Regions from separate parts of the Homo sapiens genome. Here region 1 is linked to region 2. A link is an interaction called in ENCODE POLR2A ChIA-PET data of the cell type or tissue named here. Cell type or tissue: K562. All regions are shown on one strand. Each heading gives the region's core, and the rest is flanking DNA. Links, peaks and the distances in the headings are about the cores only. Region 1 overlaps SLCO2B1 (solute carrier organic anion transporter family member 2B1). Region 2 holds the start of TPBGL (trophoblast glycoprotein like).

Region 1 (6,014 bases), core at 223-2,722, 71 kb before region 2:
AGCCCTTTGGCATCTCCTACATCGATGACTTTGCCCACAACAGCAACTCGCCCCTCTACCTCGGTGAGGACCAGTGCCATCCCTTGGCCTCTGAGGGTCAGGCCAGGCTCAACTAGGAGGAAGAGAGACCCAGGGTTGGGGCTGGAGATGGAATCCCTGCCCCCTGCCCCATCTGGCCAGTAAAGGTCCAGGGAAGCCCTGGAGAGTTCCCCATCCCTGACCAGGGGAGACAGAGTGTTCTTGCCCATCAGAGACTGGGCAAGCACTGGTCTGCAGAGGGAAGCCAGGGCCAGAGGATCCTAACTCAGGCTTTGTGTTGTAGGGATCCTGTTTGCAGTGACCATGATGGGGCCAGGCCTGGCCTTTGGGCTGGGCAGCCTCATGCTGCGCCTTTATGTGGACATTAACCAGATGCCAGAAGGTGAGCCTCAGGAGCACATGTTTGCTAGACCCTAGCTAACTGACTGCCACTCTCATAGGAGACATTGAGCCAGGGGACCTCGGTTCAAATCCTAGCAGCACCACTGACCTTGGGCAAGTCTCTTAGCCTCTCTGAACCTCAGCTTTCTCATCTGTGAGATAATCTCTGTCCTGTCTGTCTCCTAAAGCTGTGATCAGAGTCCAGCGAGATGGTGGAGATAAACTGTAAAGTGCCATCAAATTAGGAACCATGGTTGCCGTCACTACTATTACTGGGAGTCTTCGCCTTGTTCCATACCCCACCTTCAACAGGCCCTCAGCCCCCTGCTCACACATGCTGTGGGGCAGGTGGAAGAGCATACTCTCTTGCCTGTAGGGAGCCCCTGTTTTTAGGGGGAAACAAGACTTGAGTTAAACAGAGAGGACAGTGCACACTGGAGAGAACTTTTGGAGCAGAACTTGGTGACTCAAAGTATTACCCTGGGCCTCTCTCAGATGGGACATTTACTGTGACCTCTAAGAACCCTTCTAGTTCTGACCAGCTCAGAGTCTAGGAAACTGCCAGGGGCACCATTTGGGAAAGAGTAGTTTCTGGTCCAGGCAGTGGTCAGAGTGGGCCAAGGAGTGGGACTGACGCTTGGTCTGAAGGTGGCCAGGAGGGAGGGGTGTTGGGGGTTCCAGGGTTCTGGAGTCCTTGGAGAGCAGTAGCGTACTCCTGTTAGAGCACGTCACTGTGGCATCCCAGCTCCCAACTCGTCGCACCAAGCAGCTCCAGATGTGCCTCCTGCCATTCTCACCTGCAGACTTTCTGCCAGGTCCTGGGAGCCTCAGGTGACGTGTGTGTGGCTGAATGGACATGCAGACGCTGCTTCTCGTTCCCCAGCTTTTGCCCACAAGCGCCTCCAGCCAGAACAGATCTGCGCAGCTCTGAACAGCAGCCACCAGGGACAGCCCCGCCCCGCCCACTCTCCTTCTGGAAGGCTGGGTCCAGAGTGTGGGCTCTGGCTGCGACCCCTCCCTCCCCTGAAAGAAAAGTCCTGGGAGTCAGGGGTTCCCTAGATTTCCCTGACACACCTCAGCTCCATGCAAGGGGGTGTGTTTTCTGACTCTGTTGACATTGTCCAGGCAGACGGGGTATCTCCACAGGCAGATGTGACATTTCTGTGGACCGACCTGCCACCTCGAAACTCCCTTCTCCATGGGGGATTTCACAGGGTGGGCAGATCATGCTAGCTGCAGGCACAGACTGATAAGAGAGAAGCGGACGGGTTGGAGAGGTGCATGTGTGAGCTCTCACCAGCCTGACATGGAGGCAGGGGAGATAACAAGTAAGGAGAGAATCAAGTCTAATCAGCGCAAAAGCCAAACCCATCCCCGGCTTTACAGGTGCGTTTGCTAAGTGCCAACTGAGTCCTCTGGTCCCTGCCTGGGAGGAGCTTAGGATCAAGCACCAGGGGAACCAGCTCTGTGTGTGGGGTTGGTACATCAAGGAGCATTTGGTTTTTCTTGTTTTTGTTTTGAGACAGGGTCTCACTCTGCCCCTCATGCAGTGGCACAATCCTAGCTTACTGCAGCCTTGGATGCCTGGGCTCAAGCAATCTTCCCACCTCAGGCTCTTGAGTAGCTGAGACTGCAGGTGTGCACCATCACACCTGGGTAACTTTTTAATTTATTTGTAGAGACAGGGCCTCACTATGTTGCTCAGGGTGGTCTCGAACTCCTGGCCTCTAATGAGTCTTCCACCTCAGTTTCCCAAAGTGCTGGGATTACAGGCTTGAGCCACTGCACCCAGCTCATTTGTATTTTTATGAAGCATTTTTGGATGCTGTGGAAATTGAAGGAAAATGTACACAACTCAGCCTTGTGATTAAGAAGTATGACGGGAGCTTTGTGTGTTCCAGCCAGGAGGTACACCTGGGATAATCTAGTCCCAATTAAACCTAGTGGGGGATCAAAATCATCTGGGGAACTTGTTAAAGGTACGGGTTCCTTGGTCACCTTCCCACCCCACTCTGTGGTCATTCTAAGTGGGTCTTCAGTAAGGCCAGGTATTTTTTGACAAACATCCCTGGGGATATTAATCATCATGAAGGTCTGAGAAACACAACAGTAATCCTAAACATTCATTTAAGAATAATAATCACAATAGTAATGAGAAGGAGGAAGAGGAGGAGGAGGAGGAGCAGGTACCTATATGGCACACACTCTTCTAAGTGCTTCACATCTATTTCGTTAATTTTCACAACAGTCCTATGATTTGGAAGCTACTAATATCTATATTTCACAAAGGACAAAAACTGAGGCACAAAGAGGTTGTGTAGGTTGCCCAAGGTTATGAGTTAGTAATGGAATTCAGACCCAGCAGTCCGCCTCTAGAGTCCATGGCCTTGACCACTGCACTATACTGCCTTGGTAGTTGAAGAAGCCAAGGCTCGGAAAGGGCCAAGGACTTGCCCAGGGTCACACAGGACACACCTGGCAGAGCAGACTGGAACTCAGGTCTCCTGACTCCCAGCCTGGGCCACCTCATGTCTCAGAGGCCAGTCCCAGGATGGCGGCTTAGAAGTGACAGCCTATCATCCTGACCCTAATGTCACCATGCTCTTCTCTTCCAGGTGGTATCAGCCTGACCATAAAGGACCCCCGATGGGTGGGTGCCTGGTGGCTGGGTTTCCTCATCGCTGCCGGTGCAGTGGCCCTGGCTGCCATCCCCTACTTCTTCTTCCCCAAGGAAATGCCCAAGGAAAAACGTGAGCTTCAGTTTCGGCGAAAGGTCTTAGCAGTCACAGACTCACCTGCCAGGAAGGTAAGCTCCCTCCATGTCACCTGACTGGGTCCAGGCTCCAGCACCACCCACTTGTTCTCCTTTGTAACATTACACTTCGGCTGGGCGTGGTGGCTCACATCTGTAGTTCCAGCACTTTGGGAGGCCAAGGCGGTTGGATCACGAGGTCAGGAGATCGAGACCATCCTGGCTAACACGGTGAAACCCCGTCTCTACTAAAAATAGAAAAAATTAGCCGGGCATGGTGGTGGGCACCTGTAGTCCCAGCTACTCAGGAGGCTGAGGCAGAAGAATCGCTTGAACCTGGGAGGTGGAGGTTGCAGTGAGCCGAGATTGCACCACTGCACTCCAGCCTGGGCAACAAAGCAAGACTCCGTCTCAAAAAAAAAAAAAATTACACTGCATCCCCACTGGGCACTATACTTTCTGCCTGGGCTCCATCACATCTTTCTGACAGCCTTGCACAGTGAATATCACCTGCTGTCTCCACAGCTGAGGAGACCCAGAGCCAGTGTTGGAAAGTGACTTACCCAAGATCACAAAGCCAGCAAGCAAGGCAGCACTGGGATGAGAACCCGCACCTTTCTGAGCCCATGCCCCCATACTAACCACTACAATATGGCCTCTGTGCTCATCACTTAAAGTTTTTGTAAATTCTGAATGTGCCATAGGAATGTTAAGAATTGGGAGGGTGGGTAGGATCATCTGGGAAGACTTCCCTGAAGAGGAGGGATTTCAGCTGGACTTTGAAGGATTTGTGGAAGCACAGAAAGGAGAGAGCAACAGAGATTCTAGGCACAGAAGCACCCTGCATGAAGGATTTGGCTGTAGAAATAAACCTGGCCCTTTCGGGGACAGTGAAGGGAAGAAACATGCATGGAGTGCAGGCCCCAGGCTGGATCTGAAGATCAGTCCGTGGCCTCCACCCTTCCAGCGGGCACAGTCTAGGGAGGACACAGACTCACGGAGAAGTCACGACCGGTGTGATGCTCCAGGGGTATCTAGAATCCTCCTCCTCTGCTCTTGGGGCAGGTGGGTCTCTCCTCAGAAGCGGACACAGAGGCCCAGCCCAGTGGAGGGATTTGCCCAGGGTCACAAAACTGGTAGGAGAGGACAGGATCATGTGAGCCACCAGGCAGGATAGCCATTCTGGGCCAGGGACTTCCAAGTTTTTCAGATACCCACAAAAACACGAGGCCTGAAAAACAACAAATTGGCTTCAAATTAAAAAGAAAATGACAAAATAGAAACAATTTTTAAAGTTTATTTATTTATTTTTATTTTTTGAGACAGAGTCTTACCCTATTGCCCAGGCTAGATCTCGGCTCACCACAACCTCCAACTCCCAGGTTCAAGCGATTCTTCCGCCTCAGCCTCCCAAATAGCTGGGATTACAGGTGTGTGCCACCATGCCTGGCTAATTTTGTATTTTTAGTAGAGATGGCGTTTCACCATGTTGGCCAGGCTGGTCTCGAACCCCTAACCTCAGGTGATCTGCCCGCCTCAGCCTCCCAAAGTGCTGGGATTACAGGAGTGAGCCACCGTGCCAGGCCTAAAAGTTTAATTACAAGCCAGTAATGTCAAGTTCATTAATTTTTTTAATACTTATACACATTTCATTACATTCTGAAAATTTGTGCATTAGATTTCCTCCTTCTCAAGTATGGGAGGTGGCTGTTGAGAAATCATAGACAATCATAAATTAAGTAACTTACTTGTTGCTAAGTAATTCTAATTTCAAAGGGACAATTTATAAAAATCCTGTTGAATGTTTTTGCTGCAAGAGCATTTCTGTGGCAGGTTGATGCATTTGAATATGTTTGGAGAGGGTGGGGGCGGGGAGAGAAATGAGACAGCTCTGATGGTGGTCCAGGCCAGGTGGAAGCCGTGCATTGGCAGTGAGGGGATAGAGGTGCATCTGGGAGCTACCCAGGTTGGGGACTGCACATAGCTGCCCTGCTATGGGATGTCCCCAAGACAGTGATGAGTTGGGCTGATGCTGGGATTGGGTGCAGCTGTCTCAGAGGCAGGGGGAAGCAGCTGCCAGGGAGTGAGCAGTTTCAGGGGAAGAAGACAGTTTGGAACTACAGATGGGCCTTTCTGATTCTGCCTAGTTCAGGCCAAAGTTTCGAGAAGATGAAATTCCTAGAACTTAAAGGTGGAGTGATGTTTATAAAGGAAAGAGAGAGAGCCTATATTGCTGGTTACAGATGATCTCCAAATTGAGTCCTAAATTTGAACAGAGAAGAATGCCAGTTGAGCCACGGGTGGGATAGGTGACAGAAGCAAAGTTTAGGGGTGGGAGACCACGCTGGGCTCTGTCACATGCCAGTCATGTGACCTTGAGCAGCAAGCCACTTCCCCATTCTGTGCTGCTGTGTAAGATGCTGAGGTTAGGTTCCTGGAGCAATATCCTGTGCGCCTCAGATTCTGAGAATGCACGAGTCCTTGAGTCGGAGCTGCTATGATTCAGATACTCAGATTTTAAGAGCTGTGTCTCTATGATGCTTTGAAACCCTGGCTCCCCAGCTGTGAACCTGTCTGGCTGTCTGGATTCATTCTGTCAGCACACTGGGGATGGGGAGTGGGGAGGGAAGGGGGTGAGAGGTTCTTTAAAAAGAAACAAGGGCTGAGAACATGATGATCTGCTTCCAGCAGCTCTCAGGCAATAAATATTGATGTGGGAGGAATTGTTCCTCCACCTCCCTGAGGCTGCCTTGGCCGGGTCTGCTTGCAGTAACGTGGTTGGCCTGGCCCAGGAGGGCCACCAATGAGGAGTTGAATAAACCAGGAGCAAAGGCCCAATGAG
Region 2 (8,797 bases), core at 2,810-5,309:
CAGATGCATCAGAGAATAAACACACAGCCTCAGACTCAAGTGGACACACATTTATTGAACACTTAATGCATACTGAACACTGGCAAATCTAAGATGGAGAGCGCTGTTCCTCCAAAGAACAGAGATCCCTCAGCCCCAATGGCTCGCAGACTTGATTCCTTGGGGAACTTGGACAGAGAGAAATTGGTTCCAGGAGAATTTAGACGGGAAGCACCTTTACAAAGTGGGAAGAGAGGAGAGGAGGCTGAGTAGAGGCCATACAGAGAGACAAGCAGAGACTCATTAACATCCACCACAAATCTGCTGTGTTGGAGAAGGAAAGAACATGGAACAGGGAAAAATGACATGGGAGCTAATTAGTCCCAGAGAGGGGCAATGCCTTACCCAGGGTCTGGCAGGACGGGTGCTAGGCCCCCAGACCCAGGTGAAATGTTTTTTCTTGTTTTGAGGCACTTTCAACTCACTTTATCATAACAGCCCTGAGAGGAATAGGAAGAACAGGAATTTAAAGCCTATCTACCTTATAGAAGAGGAAGGTGACAGCCCAAGATTGAGAAAGGCCTGAGGTCACACCAGATCAACCATGGCATCCATTCCCAGCCTCAGCTTCTTGGGGTCAGGATAAGCATTCCTTGTGGTGCAGGACCCTCTCAGATGCAGCCCACCATCTTGGACAGAGTCCTGGGCAAGGACCCTGGGGTCAGGTTTCTAGGCTAAACTCTGAAAACTTGACAGGGGCCTTGGGGCCCCTCTGGCCTATTTCCCCATTTGTGCAAAACAGACGACATTTGCCTTATTCTCTGGCACCTGATGATTCTAAATTCTCTCCAGGCCTCATTTCCCCAAATGAGGTGTTGAGCACCCCCCCAATCAAGGCTGCCTGTGGTCCTGCAGCTCCTTTCCTGGGGGGCAGCAGGGGAGGGGGGCATCAGCCAATCTGAGGCCAGCCACCACCGGGGCCTGGGGAAGGAGTTCCAGCCTTGGTAGTGGTCTGATTCCTCAGGGCCTGGAAGCAGACAAGGAAACAGAGACTTCTGTTCATTCAGTCTGTCATTTGCACCACACACTCTCCTGAGATAGTCTCTATACTGGAAACAGAAAAGTGAAAACGACCTAGTGCCTCCTACCAGGGGAGATGTCAGAGCTGGGGCATGTTGCTGTGTGGGCCGGGGTTTAGGGGAGGGCTATAGCTGGGGGCCCAGCCCCAGTGGCATCTACTTGAGCACGTGTGCCCATGTGAGAAAAGACATCACCAGCCTGTTACCTCCACAGACCAAGGGCATGGTGCAGGGCAGGAGGAGTAGGGTCTGACTGTGCTAGCCAATCGCTGGGTCCCTATGCTTGGCATGGCTTAAGCATGGGCCTGTAAGCTTGCCCTCTGAGAATGTATCCACGAACCTGCATGGGCTCAGAAGTGTGCATATTCAAATATGTATGTCTTTATGAATTTATGGACACATGCCAGGACGCACTCAAACCTACGATCCTATGTCCACATATGAATGAGTCTGCATGGACTTGCATGAGACACATCTGAGCTCTCATACCTGGGAGAGTTAAGACAGGGGGTAGGGAAGAGAGAGGGGCTTGGAGGAGGGGAGAGCTGGGAGACCCCCATCATCACCAGCTCTGTTCCTTAATGTTGGTCCTTGCCCAAGACCCAGGCCACTGCAGGGTCTGCCTCTTCTCCTTAAGTGGTATTGATCCTTTGGTCGATCTGTTAAATATAACCTCAGGGAAGGAGTCAACATAACAACCGTACCCAATTCAGGAGAAAGAGACTGATTCTTGGGAGGAGGTGGGGAGCCTCTATTCCAACCAGCTCTGCTGATACCCGAATGGCCTGCGGATCAAGTGTCAGCCTCTCCAGCCTGAATAATTCATGCTAAGGCCAGGAATCCTCCCTTCTCAGGAGCCTGTCTCTTTAAATCAGGTTTAGAGCTTCCCAGTTCTGGGGGAAAAAAAATCCAGAACAAAACAAATCTGTAAACAGCTCAGCCCCCCCACCCTCAGCCCTGGCCCCTTCTGAGACCCCCAACTCCATGCTGCAAAATCTGCTCCTGCTCTCCCAACCTCTGGTGCCCCAAACCCCACTCACAGGCGGAGAAGCCTGGAGGGACTAGTTGACAGTGTCCAACGGAACCCCAGGAGTCTTAAGAGGTTTGGGGGCAGGGAGTGAAAGCAAAGAGCAGAATCACTACACCCCCGGGTCTCTGTGCCTAGGACAGTGCTTGGCAGAGAAGCCCAGCCCGGTGGAGGAAACCACACGGGGGAACTCCTGGCAGAGGCAGAGCAGCCAGAGTTGGTGGGTGGGAGGGGAGCGGGTGCCACAGACTTCTCCTGAGAATGGGATGGGATGGGATGGAGAAAAAGCTGGTCCCATAGGACCTGCAGGGGTGGTGACACAGCCAGGTCTAATGGAACTAGGGTCGCAGAGGAGGAAGCAGAGACTGGGGATTTTCCAGTCTCTCTGCCTTAGGAAGAGGCCGGAAAATGAGTAACTTTCTCAGCCCACCCCTCATCCCTTCCTCCGGTAGTAGGAGCAGCTCTAAAGTCCTCCCCAACCCCCGAATTCTCCCTGGTGGTGACCCACCTGCCTGCTCTCCGCAGTCGGGCCCCGCCCCACACGTGCTGGAGAAGGAGGAGGAAGGACCCAGCTTAAATGTTGGGGGTGGAGGAGGAGGAAAACCAAGTCGGAGCCTCCAGGAGCCAAACTTCTCGGCAGCCCGGAGGGGCGGGGGCGGAGAGGATGAAGAGAAAGCGCAGCAGCCGACAGCCCTGATTCTCGGGAGCCTCCCACCCCGCCTCCCACGGCGAGGAGGGCGCGGAGACTCCGCTGGGGGCGGAGGACGAGACCGGGAGGCGGGGAGGGGGGAGGCAAACCCTGCCCACTCGGCTCGGAGCCCGGAGCGGCCGCGGAAGCCGGAGGCCGGCGCGCAGGGCGAGGGCACCGGGGGCGGGGGGCTCCGCTCCCCGTCTGACCCCTCTTGCCCCCGGCCAGTCAGCCAGTAAGTGCGGCTCCTCAGACTTTCGAGACAGCGAACGGACCGACCGGGACTGCCAGCCGCTCCGGGTCAAGGACTCGCCCCACCCGTGCCCCCCACCAGGCGCTCCCAACTCACTGGTGAGCGCGGCGGCCCGGGCGCTGGATGCGGGGGCGGCCGCGATGGCCCCGCGCGCGGGACAGCCGGGGCTCCAGGGGCTGCTGCTCGTGGCGGCGGCGCTGAGCCAGCCCGCGGCACCCTGCCCCTTCCAGTGCTACTGCTTCGGCGGCCCCAAGCTGCTGCTGCGCTGCGCGTCGGGAGCCGAGCTCCGCCAGCCTCCGCGGGACGTGCCGCCCGACGCGCGCAACCTCACCATCGTAGGCGCCAACCTGACGGTGCTGCGCGCGGCCGCCTTCGCCGGCGGGGACGGGGACGGCGACCAGGCGGCGGGCGTGCGCCTGCCGCTCCTGAGCGCGCTGCGCCTCACGCACAACCACATCGAGGTGGTGGAGGACGGCGCCTTCGACGGGCTGCCCAGCCTGGCGGCGCTCGACCTCAGCCACAACCCGCTGCGCGCCCTGGGCGGCGGCGCCTTCCGCGGGCTGCCCGCGCTGCGCTCGCTGCAGCTCAACCACGCGCTGGTGCGCGGCGGCCCCGCGCTGCTGGCCGCGCTGGACGCTGCGCTGGCACCGCTGGCCGAGCTTCGCCTGCTGGGCCTAGCGGGCAACGCGCTGAGCCGTCTGCCGCCAGCCGCCCTGCGCCTGGCGCGCCTGGAGCAGCTGGACGTGCGCCTCAACGCGCTGGCCGGCCTGGACCCCGACGAGCTGCGCGCGCTGGAGCGCGATGGCGGCCTCCCCGGGCCGCGCCTGCTGCTCGCCGACAACCCCCTGCGCTGCGGCTGTGCCGCACGCCCCCTGCTGGCCTGGCTGCGCAACGCCACGGAGCGCGTGCCCGACTCGCGGCGCCTGCGCTGCGCCGCCCCGCGGGCGCTGCTAGACCGGCCGCTACTGGACCTGGACGGGGCGCGGCTTCGCTGCGCGGACAGCGGCGCCGACGCTCGCGGAGAGGAGGCGGAGGCCGCCGGCCCGGAGCTGGAAGCCTCCTACGTGTTCTTCGGGCTGGTGCTGGCACTCATCGGCCTCATCTTCCTCATGGTGCTCTACCTAAACCGCCGCGGCATCCAGCGCTGGATGCGCAACCTGCGCGAGGCGTGCCGGGACCAGATGGAGGGCTACCACTACCGCTACGAGCAGGACGCCGACCCGCGCCGCGCGCCCGCGCCCGCCGCGCCCGCGGGCTCCCGCGCCACCTCCCCGGGCTCGGGGCTCTGAGCGGCGCCCCCGGGCTCGGGGCTTCCCTTGCCTGGCCCGAAGCCGTGGAGATGAGACACCCGCGAGCCCCGAGCTCTGAGACCTTCCCCTGACTCGGAGGCGCTAAGCCGTACCCTCTCGTTCCCGCCTCCGAGAGCTCCCACCGTCAAAGACCCAGAGATAGCCGGTCCGAATCCAGAAACCCCGCCTGCCCACCCTAGTTTCCGAAACCTCCCTCCTGAACCACTGAAAGTCCGTTCCCCGTCTCGGAGCTCACACAGAGAATCTGTCCTTCAAGGCCAAAGCTCTGAGACTTGCCCCCAGCACCCTGTGCTTGGAGCTCCGACACCCGAGACTGCACTGACCTCCCTCGCCAGCTCGGAGCCCTCAGTCCCCTCCGGGGCTTGAGGGCCCTTCCATCCCATTCTGGACTCGAAGCACAGCACCCCCATCAGAATGGTTTTGTGGATTTTGAGCCCTTTGTCCCATCCCAGAGCTCAGAGCCCTCCATCCTGCATGGAGGCCCAACCCTGGGGCTCTGAGGATTGGGCACCCTCCCCTCATCTAAGAATATATTTCATACCCCTGCCCCCCCTTCACCCACCCCCGCCTCTGGCTCAGGCCCTTCCCTTCCTCGGCTCAGGCATGGGGCTCAGCTCCTAGTCTGTCCCTCCCATCCCAGGGACAAGCACAGCCCATCTAGCCTTAGTGTGGAGCCAACTCTCAGCCTTTCCCACCAGGGCGCTGACCTCCCGATACTCAGTGCTGGTCCCCAGTCTCAGACTCTCAGCTCTTCACCCCGATCTGACTTTCGTCCTCCTGCCCAAGCCTTTGGCTCTTGACCCCCCCCCCATACCCAATGCTGGCACTCAGCACCCACCCCTGCCATTCACTAGTCAAGGTCCAGTGAGGAATCCGTCCCTGGGATGTCCTCATCCCCTTTTCGTCCCAGGACGAGCTCTTCAGTCCTGCCGGATAGGTGCAGGTGCCATGCACCCCTAGTGCATACTGGCAGATCCTTGTAGGGAAGGAGAGAGTCTTGGGTGTGTGAAAGGGATAGTGGGGCATCGTGGCCTCAGAGAGGGGCAGGAAGTGGGGTCTGAAGGGCTGGAAGTTGCTGCCCTTCGATTTCTCTATGCTCTCTCCCACCCCTGTGGCTCTTCGCCCTTGGGGATTCCTTGCCACCACCGCTACCACCACCACCTCACCCCGTGTATCTTCTGAAAGAGAAGTAGGTCTTTCCTCCTGCCTCAGGCACAAGCCCTCCTGGTTCAGGGTCAGAAGCTCAGCACCTTGCCTTCTCCATGATCCCAAAGCACAATTGGTGAGTGGGGGAGAGGACCCCCTCTCCCTGACTCCCCACCCTCTAGATCAGGCAGAATGGCTGGCCTGTGCTGCGTCTGCACACAGGAAGTCACCTTCCTTTAATATATTGGCTTGAGGCCTGCCTGCCCTCCCCATACCCAGAAAATCTGGATCTCCCTTGAGCAGTTTTCTATAAAGTCTGCAATAATCTCAGATACTCTACTCTTGTTAGTGGTGCCGTATCATTCCTGCTGACCTTGGAGTACTGATGGGGGTGGGAGGGGACTCTTGGGAGGGCATTTTGGACTTCTTTTTGGTGGGGCAGTGACCCTTGATGCGTTCTCCCAGACTGTGGGAGGAGAAATGGGTTCTGATTGCACATAGCAGGATTAAGGTTAGATACATGGAGGGACTTCCCATTGGGATGACATTGTTCCCCAAGCCAGCCTGCTTTCTATCATCGGAGGAGGGGTTATGCACAGCCAAAGTGGGATTCGACACTTCCTCTACATCCTCTTCCCTCCCGTTCCTCATCTTCAGGATGGGGATGGAGTTAGACTAAGAAACATTAGCCTCAGCCAAGACCATCCGGGAGGAAATCCAGCTACAGAGAATGAGGAGTTAATTCAGACAGGAAAGAGGGATTGTTTGCTGCTTTGGGATCATCCCCTCTAATGAATTATTATCTGATACTCCTTTATGTCCTGTGTCACTTCACACTCTCCTGGCCAGAGGGTAAGACCTGCGTGTTGGGTATGTGAGAGGCTGCGTGTGGGGAGTGTGGATGAAATGACTCCTTGAGATATGTGAAGCCAGGGGACCGGAGGGCCAGGAGGGCCTCCAGGTCCCCAGGCTGGATTGTTTTGCATTCAGGGTCACAGAGCCCTAGAACCATAGGGCAGAAGCCTAGAATTCTGGCATTTTCTAATTTCAGGGCCACATAATTCTAGAATGTGTGCCTTCTAACTATTGAAAAGGACTGCAGAGGTAATGTGGGAAGCCTCCTAAGCTGTCTCAACAGGAGGCATCATCTCGTGATGGGAGGCTCCCTCCCTCCCTTCCTTTCAGTGTCTGAGGAGCCTGCCTGGGACTCTGACAGCCCCAGCTTTGCCATGGGGCCAGGAGCACCCCTCAGCCCAGGACAGCTCTTCACAAGTCAGAGACCGTGCATGGGGCTCCTTGTCTTTTCCCGGCACGCTCTCTACCCCTTCTCCAAGTCATTCCTCATGAGAAAGTATTAAGTCCTCTTGACACATTCCCCTCTGTCAATGACCTCCAAAGGGTGCCCCGCAGTCCCCCAGGACAATATAGTGATGGTCTCTCTAACGCAAGTTAGAGCTTGTTAGTTGATTTTTGATAACTATTGATTTAATACTTAGTTTAGCAGTAGCTCTCATAAAACCTCAAAGATTTTTGCTGACAACCCATAGCTAATTGCAGTTTCACTTGCCAGGACTTACTGTAGTCTTAAGCTACATTAGCAGAGAGCATGTCCTTGGAACTGAGGAGGTGATCTGTAAATCTGTAGATCTCTCCAGTTCCAACGATGTATGTGAGAGCTACTGCTAAGTATCAAATCAATAGTCATCAAAAATCAACAAATTGAGTGTCTACTGTGTGCCAGTTGGTGTTTAACGTTAGTACCATTCACTGATCCCCATTAAATGTCTTTTCTGGGCTGCCATCCTCCTTGCTGTCTGTCAGTGGCCTATAGCCTTATGGGGCTATCAAGGTTCAGGGCCGCCAGCTTCACCTCTTCTACAAACCCAGCCATTCACTCAGCCCTTACTGAATGCAACTCTGCCAGTCCTAGAAAAGCTAACAATCCAGGGAAGGAATCACATTTAATCAAGATCTGGAGAAAAGAAATCCCAGGAAATAATGAGAGCTCAGAGTAAGAGCCCTGACCCCACCTAGACAGACTTCTTAGAGGAAGTCACATTTGAACTGGGTTTTGACGGATGAGTAGAAGTTTGCTGAACAGAGAAAGATCAGAAGTACCAACTTCTGCAAAGGTCTGGAGGCAGGAAGATCTCATTAGCCTGAGGATTGAAGGCCAGCAATGGCTGGGGGTAGGTAGGAGGATGCGTATGGGGTAGAATGGATCTACTACATTCACCACATTCTCCACTGGGAAGCGCTAGAGGGACCTCTGCCCTTGAAGGAAGAGTCAGGAAGGTAGAGAGGTGTGATGGGGGCACAGGCAACTGCACTGTGCCTCCTGCTTGTAAAGCCTGGTTGTTCCTTCCTTCTGCCCATCCTTTTTGTGCCTGGCCTCATGCTGGGCACTGGAGACACAGAGAGGAATCAAACCAACACCATGGCCAGATGAGGGCAGTGAGAGAAGGGAAGGGGAGGGGAGCCCGGAGAAGCCTTGCAGTAAAAAGTGAGATGGAGCAGCCGACTGGCCCTGCCCAGACTCCCTGACACCATCCACTCCAGACTCTTTCTCAGAAGTGCCAGGACCCCACTAAATGGCCAGCCTCCTCCTCTGATCACACACTGGGAGTGCTGTTGGAGTGTGAGGTGAGCAGAGGCCCAGAGGCCTGGGGCCTGCCTGCAGAAGCCAAATGACAGAGGAAGAAATCTACCTCTAGGATGTCCCCTTAAGGAGCAGGCATGGTAAAGAACAGGAGAGGAGAGGACAGGTGTGTATGACTGTCAGAAACGTGGGAGATGTGAAGCCAGCTGCACACCTGGAGAAATGTGGCAGACTTCCCAGGTTCTGTGACCTCAAAAACACTGTGAAATTGCCTTTCAAAGACGTCTCCTTGAGAAGCCTTTTGCTTCCAAGCCCCCTCACCTACTCACACCCTCAGACCTGGGCTGGGAACCAGGGAGGACCTAGCTAGAGTCGAGAGGACTGGGTTTGAGTCTGAACTCAGCACCTGACTTGTCATGTCACCTAGTCCTTAGCCAGAAATACCAGTTGAGACCCTACTATGTGCCAGGGTCTGGGGATTCAGCAGTGACCACAGCAGAACCAGCCCCTGCCTTCCTGGCCCAGCCTGACACTGTGGCCTCGGACACCCCTGCCTGCCTCTGGCTCCGGGTTCCTTCTGTCCAGGCTGGGGCTGGACTTGTGACCTCTAAAGGCACTGCCTGCTCTCCCTGAAGTCCATCTCCTTCTTCATTAAGCCGCTGCCTGGCAGACTCTCGGCCCTAATTTATGGGTATGGCCTTTCCCAGACTGGGAGA

The links. Peaks named below come from ENCODE experiments on the same cell type or tissue, not always from the same donor. Only the 100,000 strongest peaks of a DNase experiment are listed, where the experiment ranks them.
Region 1: POLR2A ChIA-PET joins it to region 2 with 5 read pairs; 4 of 35 experiments call an interaction of 5 or more read pairs at or near these places.

The regions. Positions count from the first base shown.
Region 1 is chr11:75,169,344-75,175,357 of GRCh38, forward strand. SLCO2B1 (solute carrier organic anion transporter family member 2B1) reads left to right here. Exons shown (of 14, transcript NM_007256.5): 5 at 1-63; 6 at 323-421; 7 at 3,036-3,226. Among named protein-coding and RNA genes, the nearest start is that of SLCO2B1, 21 kb to the left of the region's middle. In K562, for the core only: no CTCF peak of the experiment used is centred there; no DNase peak of the experiment used is centred there.
Region 2 is chr11:75,237,884-75,246,680 of GRCh38, forward strand. TPBGL (trophoblast glycoprotein like) reads left to right here and starts at 2,891. Exons shown (of 1, transcript NM_001195528.2): 1 at 2,891-5,821. The coding sequence starts at 3,167. The coding sequence ends at 4,315. LOC124902717 (a long non-coding RNA gene) reads right to left here and starts at 1,987. Exons shown (of 2, transcript XR_007062783.1): 1 at 1,763-1,987; 2 at 1-214. RefSeq lists silencers at 3,797-4,046, 4,177-4,256. In K562, for the core only: a CTCF peak has its summit at 3,924 (motif pointing left); DNase peaks (open chromatin) are centred at 3,328 and 3,918; H3K4me3 peaks cover 1,655 bases; H3K27me3 peaks cover 1,844 bases.